Regions from separate parts of the Homo sapiens genome. Here region 2 is linked to region 1. Evidence: chromatin contacts called from ENCODE Hi-C or POLR2A ChIA-PET data. All regions are on one chromosome and are shown on one strand. Each heading gives the region's core, a stretch centred on a gene start or an enhancer-like site at or near the end of the contact. The rest is flanking DNA. Distances are from core to core; before and after follow the strand shown. Region 1 has its middle 97 kb from the start of ARHGAP21. Region 2 overlaps ARHGAP21 (Rho GTPase activating protein 21).

Evidence for each region. Hi-C counts contacts between places; a loop is a spot of excess contacts on that map. ChIA-PET counts read pairs that join two places held with the same protein, here RNA polymerase II (POLR2A). Pooled maps may share reads with other maps.
Region 2: a loop to region 1 is called in a pooled map, with 4 times the contacts of the local background. The contact joins two enhancer-like sites. A Hi-C loop is called at or near these places in 1 of 168 maps with a recorded cell type or tissue (Calu3) and 7 of 50 pooled maps. POLR2A ChIA-PET finds 5 or more read pairs at or near these places in 2 of 52 experiments (PC-9 and WTC11).

What each region holds. Positions count from the first base shown.
Region 1 is chr10:24,818,903-24,822,099 of GRCh38, forward strand. No RefSeq gene overlaps it. Among named protein-coding and RNA genes, the nearest start is that of ARHGAP21, 97 kb to the left of the region's middle. Within about 2 kb of position 1,794, at least 4 of the 41 ENCODE cell types and tissues checked have a DNase peak (open chromatin) inside an H3K27ac peak, as active enhancers do.
Region 2 is chr10:24,705,215-24,708,812 of GRCh38, forward strand. All of the region lies in intron 2 of ARHGAP21 (Rho GTPase activating protein 21), which reads right to left. Among named protein-coding and RNA genes, the nearest start is that of ARHGAP21, 17 kb to the right of the region's middle. Within about 2 kb of position 1,451, at least 3 of the 41 ENCODE cell types and tissues checked have a DNase peak (open chromatin) inside an H3K27ac peak, as active enhancers do.

The DNA.
Region 1 (3,197 bases), core at 544-3,043:
CTGGCTTCCAGATTAAAAACTGGAACTTCTGGCTGGGTGTTGTAGCTTGCACCCATAATCTTGTCCTCTTTGGGAGGCCAAGGTAGGAGGATCGCTTGAGCTCAGGAGGTTGAGACCAGCCTGGGCAACACAGTGAGACCTTGTCTCTACTAAAAAAAAATTAGCTGGGGATTGTGGCACATGCCTGTTGTCCCAGCTACTGGAGAGGCTGAAGTGGGAGAATTGCTTGAACCCTGGAGGTGGAGATTGCAGTAAGTCATGATTATGCCACTGCATTCCAGTGACAGAGTGAGACCCTGTCTCAGAAAAAAAATCCCCAAAAACAAAAAACAAAAACCCAAAAGCAAAAACTGAAACTTTTTTTTTCTTTTCTTTTCTTTAAAGTAGAGATGGGATTTTTGCCCCAGCTGGTCTCCAACTCCTGCTCAGGCAATCCTCCTACCTTGGCATCCCAAAGTGTGGGGATTACAGGTGTGAGCCACCGTGGCTGGCAATAAAACTGGAACTTCTTTTAAAAATTTTTATTGTAATCAGATCAGAAAATGGTTGCCAAAATAATCTGTACTTAAAAAAAATAAGTTCTGTTCAAATTAGAGCAGCTCCACAACTATTTTAACCATAGATTTGATAAAGGTAACTTTAAAAACTAAAATTTTGTACCCTGATTAAAAAAAAAAAACAAGGTTCTGACAAATATTACCTGGCCATAGAAACATGTAACTATTTCTTAAAGTATGCTGTGAAGTAGCAAGGACTGAGATGAAAGAGAAGGTATCCAGAGATGAATGATTAAAAAAAGTAAGCACTAAATATTTACATGTAACTATGTATTTATATATTTTATCTGTGTGTTGATTAATACTATTTGGTAAGAACTGCACATATAGTGTCTCATTTAATTCTCAAAACAACACTATGAGGTAGGTATTATCTCTGTTTAATGGAAGTTCAGAGAGGTTAAACCACTTGTCCATGGTTGAAAGTTAGTCAATTTCCAGGCTGGGCAACATGATGAGACCCCGTCTCTACCAAAAATAAAAAAAATTAGCTGGGCATAAGTGGCATGTGCCTGTGTCCCAAGCTACTCAGAGGCTGAGATGGGTGGATTGCTGGAGCCCTGGAGGCTGAGGTGGGTGGATTACTGGAACCCTGGAGGCTGAGTTTGCAGTGAGTCGAGATCACACCACTACACTCCAGTCTGATCATGTTGCTGCACTCCCCCATTAAGAAAGAAAGAAAGAAAGAAAGAAAGAAAGAAAGAAAGAAAGAAAGAAAGAAAGAAGAAAGAAAGAAAGAAAGAAGGAAAGAAAGAAAGAAGGAAAAGAAAGAAGAAAGAAATAAAGAAAGATGAAAGGGAGAGAGAGAGGGAGGGAAGGAACGAAGGAAGGAAAAGAAAGAGAGAAAAAGAGAAAGAAAATTGGAAATCTCAAACACAGACCTGACTATCTGCAAAGCCTATGCTCTTAACCTCCTCCTTCCAGTATTATACCAGGAGAGCTAGCAGCAGTGGGTTAGCTTAGTGCTTGCATTTTAAGTTTGAGTTCCAGAGAGGTAAAATGATGTGTTGATAACATAGACAGTAAGAGGTTGGATGAAACTGCAAGGTGATTTCTAGTAAATTTGCTCCCATTTGTTTCTAAGGAACATAAAGGAAATTTCTTTCTCTGTTAGCTTTTATAGTTTAGGAAGTAAATGTACATACAGTAGGAGTCATTCTGAGGTTGCTGGGGGTTAGAAGAAAATGCCTTTGTTTGAGACAGACAAGCTAGAGGGAGGTAGATGGGATATCACCTTGGAGCTGAAAGGGTGACCTGCCCCAATTAGTCACGACTGTCAAGCTTGGGCTTGAGCAGCAGTGGATCATGGAGACAGGGCACAAAGCCAGAAGCAGACTGGAAATGCCAAGGGCCTATGGCTGTGGTGTCAGCTCAGGTCCCGAAGTCAAGTGAGCAGGCAGGAGTGTCCATGGGCCAAGGCAAAATGGATGGAAACCAGCCAGCCAGTCAGGATGCCCTGAGGCACCAGCCCCTGCTCCCAGCAGGCCCAGGCTGGAGGCCTTGTATATTTCGGCTGCTCCAACAGTAGCCTGTCCTGGGGTCTGTATAGGGGAGCCCTAGACAAGAGCTGGGTAACAGGGGTGAGTGTTCAAGGTCAGGGTAGATTGCTTGTGAGCAAGCTCGTGCCAGCACCTCCATGGGTACTTTGGGAAATATCACACTTGAAAGATGGCTGGTTTGTTTATTGCCATAAATGATGCAAGAATCTGTGTAATTTTTAAAAACATGCCTCATTATATATCTAGTATCTAGTTGGTGATCAGGATCATCATTTTAGCTGGGTGCTTATAGTCCCAGCTACTCAAGAGGCTGAGGCGGGAGGATTGCTTGAGACCAGGGAGTTCGAGACTGTGATTGTGCTTGTGAATAGCTACTACACTCAAGCCTGGGCAACATAACAAGACCCATCTCTTAAAAAAATCATCATTCAATTTAAGTCTGGAGTCATGTTTGAGATACTTCTTGATTTTTAAAGGGCTAATATCTAGGATACTAAAGGGTCATACTAAATAGACATGCACTGTACTGTAAAGGGCCACTGCCTAGTATATCTTAAATAATAAATATTTGTCAAATGAATGAATGAAACTGAATTGACACAAACAGAAAGTCTAGGCCGGGTGAGATGCCTCATGATTATAATCCTAGCACTTTGGGAGGCCGAGGTGGGAGGATCACTTGCGGCCAGGAGTTTGAGACTAGCCTGGGCAACATAGTGAGACCCTGTCTCTACAAAAAATTAAAAAATTAGCCAGTGTGGTGGCTTGGGCCCAGCTACTCGAGAGGCTGAAGTGGGAAGATGGCTTGAGCCCATGAGTTCGAGGCTACAGTGAGCCATGATTGCGCCACTGCATTCCAACCTGCTAGGTTGGAGCAAGACCCCATCCATTAACAAAAAGAAAAAAGGGTCTATCCAGCAGTCCACCTTAGCTGTAAAGGATGCATTTCAAGACTACCTCAGTGGAGGCCTGAAACCTCTGATAGTAACGAATCCTGTATATATTATGTTTTTCCCTATACATAGATAATTATGATAAAGTTTATAAATTAGGCACATATGAGATGAACGATAATAACTAAACGTAGGGCAATTATAACACTATGCCAGCATCACAACTTTTGCACTTTGAGGCAATTATT
Region 2 (3,598 bases), core at 201-2,700, 110 kb before region 1:
GTTTCAGCTTCGTTAGGCTCCTGGTATTATGAATTTTACATGTTAAGATAATTCCAGTATCTATCTTCTTTTATCCTCTTAGCAGCCATTCAAAATCCATATTTTTTACGGTAATGTAAATCCATTAGGCACAGACTAGAAAGTGCATTGAGGGATCAATCTTACGGTGAAACAAACAGAGACTAAATGACCTTCTCCATCTCTGATTTCTCTGATACATTAGTCTATTATGCCCAGCCTAAACTATGAAAATATTTTTTCACCATTCCAGAATAGAGAAAACAGTACATAAAGAAAAGTATTGGACACCCCAAAGTACCACTGGGAACTAATTCCATATCATAAACGAAGAAGCTCACATCACAGTTATGGAAGAACTGAGAAATGGTTGGGGCTGGGGCAAGCATGGTCAGTGTGCTTTATTTATCATTCATTGCTTTCAATTACATTTTCAACTGTTTTCCTTTTAAATTTCAAACAATATTAAATAACTTGTTTTTAGTAAGGAAGACAAATACCCACAAAGTGATGAATAACCTACGAGGTAAATAATTCATAGTTTTTAAAGATTCACTGATAACTGGAACAAAAGCTATCATTCACGTTGCTTTCTATTCTGTAAAAGAAGCCATTATGCTGAATTTGTACAATATTATCTACGATTAACAACAAAGGTCTGATAATAACAATGTTGATCGAGGGATAAAGGGAAAAATAAGAGCTTTTGCTTCTTAGGGAAGAACACTCAAAAGCAGACAATAGCTAACCTAGCAGATTTTCTCTATTGCAAAATAACCATTTTCTAAACAGACTAGTAATCAAAAAAGTTTTAAAAAGTACTTCCATTTAATCCCACTGTGAAAGAACTCAAGAACCATATTTCACTAAAACTGAAAAACTAGCTAAAAAGCAACTCACTCCAAAATCTTGCCTACTTTCTAATAAATACAATGTCAGATGCCTTCAAAAATATGTAACATTTATGTTACAATTATATTGCTTTAATTGTTGGCCACTTTTAAGTAATTCATTCTAACTTCCCCTCCTCCACCACTTAAAGCTCTGCAAATAGTCTCATCTGTGCTACTTAAGAATTAACTTAATTCTTTTAAAGTAATTCAGATCATTAGATTTATCACATTAAACAGGTATTTTGACAAAAAAAAAATTCTAAAAGATTACTTTCCTACTCTTACAAGAAGACAGTGTTTTTATATCCTGATTTACTTTTGCTTTATACATCATAGCAGTTTTGAATTAAAAAGCAAATATATACATACACACTTATGAAACAAACCTGACCACTCCATGCACAATACAGATTGCACAACAAACTCCAATTGTGGTTGATCATGCAGTCTAAAATCCTGAACTGGGCCATGACTGCCTATAGCACAGTCTGCATCTCTTCTCTGACTCAGCTTCTGTCAGCAGAGCAGCGGGGTTACGAGAGCTCTGCAGTGATGTGGTCCACAAATAAGATCTTCCCCTCCCTTTCCTGTCTAAGCAGCAATAGCTAACTGGCAGAACGACATCATCTTCCCAAATGTAGTTCCCACCAGTACATTTAAATTATTAGATCATGAAGGAAAGTTTTCATAAAATTCTTACTGAGTATTTAACATTATTTAATTTGTAAAAGGTTATTGCTTTTTCCTTCTTTTCTGGGCATCTTTAGTCATTCAATGAAAACACAACCTGGGGAGGTGGTATATAAATCAATCAACTATGCTGGCTCCGGTCCACAGCAAACAAATTCCAACACAAGGCTGTGCCATCATCAATGACGCTCACACTGACTTGATCCCAAGGGTACCAAAGGGTACTCCGTCCTTTCTTAACCTCTCAGTAGCGCCACACAGAGCTAACAACTCCTTCAATGGCTCTCATCCTGGGTACCACAGTTCCAGTCTCTTTGTTCTCTTACTACTTCTTTAACTATTACTTCTTTGCAAAAGGCAATGTAGCAATGTGAGAAAAGCCTAGATCTTAATAAGACAGATGTATGACCAAGGAGGCTAAAGACTTATCCTTTAAGCTTCAAATCATTCATTTGTAAGATGGAGACATACCTTCACGAGGTTTAATCTGAAATAACATCTGTAACATGCTTAAAACAGTGTCTAACAGATATCTAATAAATGATTAATAGTTTCAAGATGATCACCCCTTTCTGTCTAAATCAGAATTCTATCCTTGACCTCCCTCTAATTTCTTACACTTCCATAGGTGAAGTCACCTCAACCTGTGATTTTAACTATGAATTATTTCTAAAGCCCTCTTCAACACCACCCTTTCTCCCAAGCTCCAAATCTGCGTGACTAAACACTTGCTAAGCACATACACCTACATACTACATGTCCAAAACTGAATTCATCACCTTCCCTCCAAACTTGCACGACCTCCTCTATTCCCTAATCTGCATAGTGGCTGTACAACTCATCCCCCTAGTCACCCAAACAGAAACCAGAGTCATCTTAGACTCCTCCTTCCTTACCTCTCATATCTAGCTACCAAATCATGTCACTTCTCCCAAAACATATAATGAACTGTCCTTTTTCCACTCCACCGGCACTGCCTAAATTCAGACCCCCATCAACTTTCTCCTGGATTATCACAGGGCATCTAGTTGGTCTCCCAAACATCCTGTCACCCCTCTCTGGAATCTTGTCTGTTCAGGACTAACAAAAGCACCTTTTAAACTAAAAGCTAATCATATGACTACTCTATAAATTCCTTCTGTTGCTCCTTTCTGCCTGTATACAGCAGTGTTTCCCAAGTATGTTCCTACTTGTTTTATAGGATGCAGAATATAAACTACAGTTAAGTAAAAAAAAGTCTTCAATAGCAAAATAAATTTGAGAGAAGCTAGGTTAAACAATGCTGCTGCTGGAAGCTTGCCAAAGGCTAAATATAAAGATCAAATTCAAAGTCCTCAAAATCTGAAAACTGAGGCTACTGAAAAGCTTGTTTCTAACTAGTTCGCCTTGGTGGCTGGTTTGTCGGCCTCTGTCCGTCCCTTAATTGGTGGTGTTCCTCAGATTCTGGACTTTGACCCTCTTCCCTCCCTCAATGACCTCATCAACTCCCAAAACTATAATTACCATAGATGCTGGCTTAATTGAACTCTGCCTAACTGACTTGCTAGACCAACCAAAATTCTTGATTTCCTGGCTAATTCTTGAATACTGGCTGATCCCATGGCTCAACTCTATTATTATTATTTGTACAAATTTATGGGGTATCATATGCAATTTTGTTATCTGCATAGATAGTGTAGTGGTCAAGTTGGCTTTTCGTATATTTATCACCCAAATAACACACACTGTACCCATTAACTAATTTATCGTCATTCACCTGCTCCCACTCTGTCACCCTTCTGAGTCTCCATTGTCTATCCTTCCACTCTCTACACCCATGTGTACAAATTTTTAGCACCCACTTATGAGCGAGAACATGCAATATTCAACTTTCTGTGCTTGGTTTGTTTCACTTAAGATAATGTCCTCCAGTTCCATCCACATTGCTGCAAAAGATATAATTTCATTCTTTCTTATGGCTGAATAGTATTCCATGAATAGTCTTCCATTCCAAATAT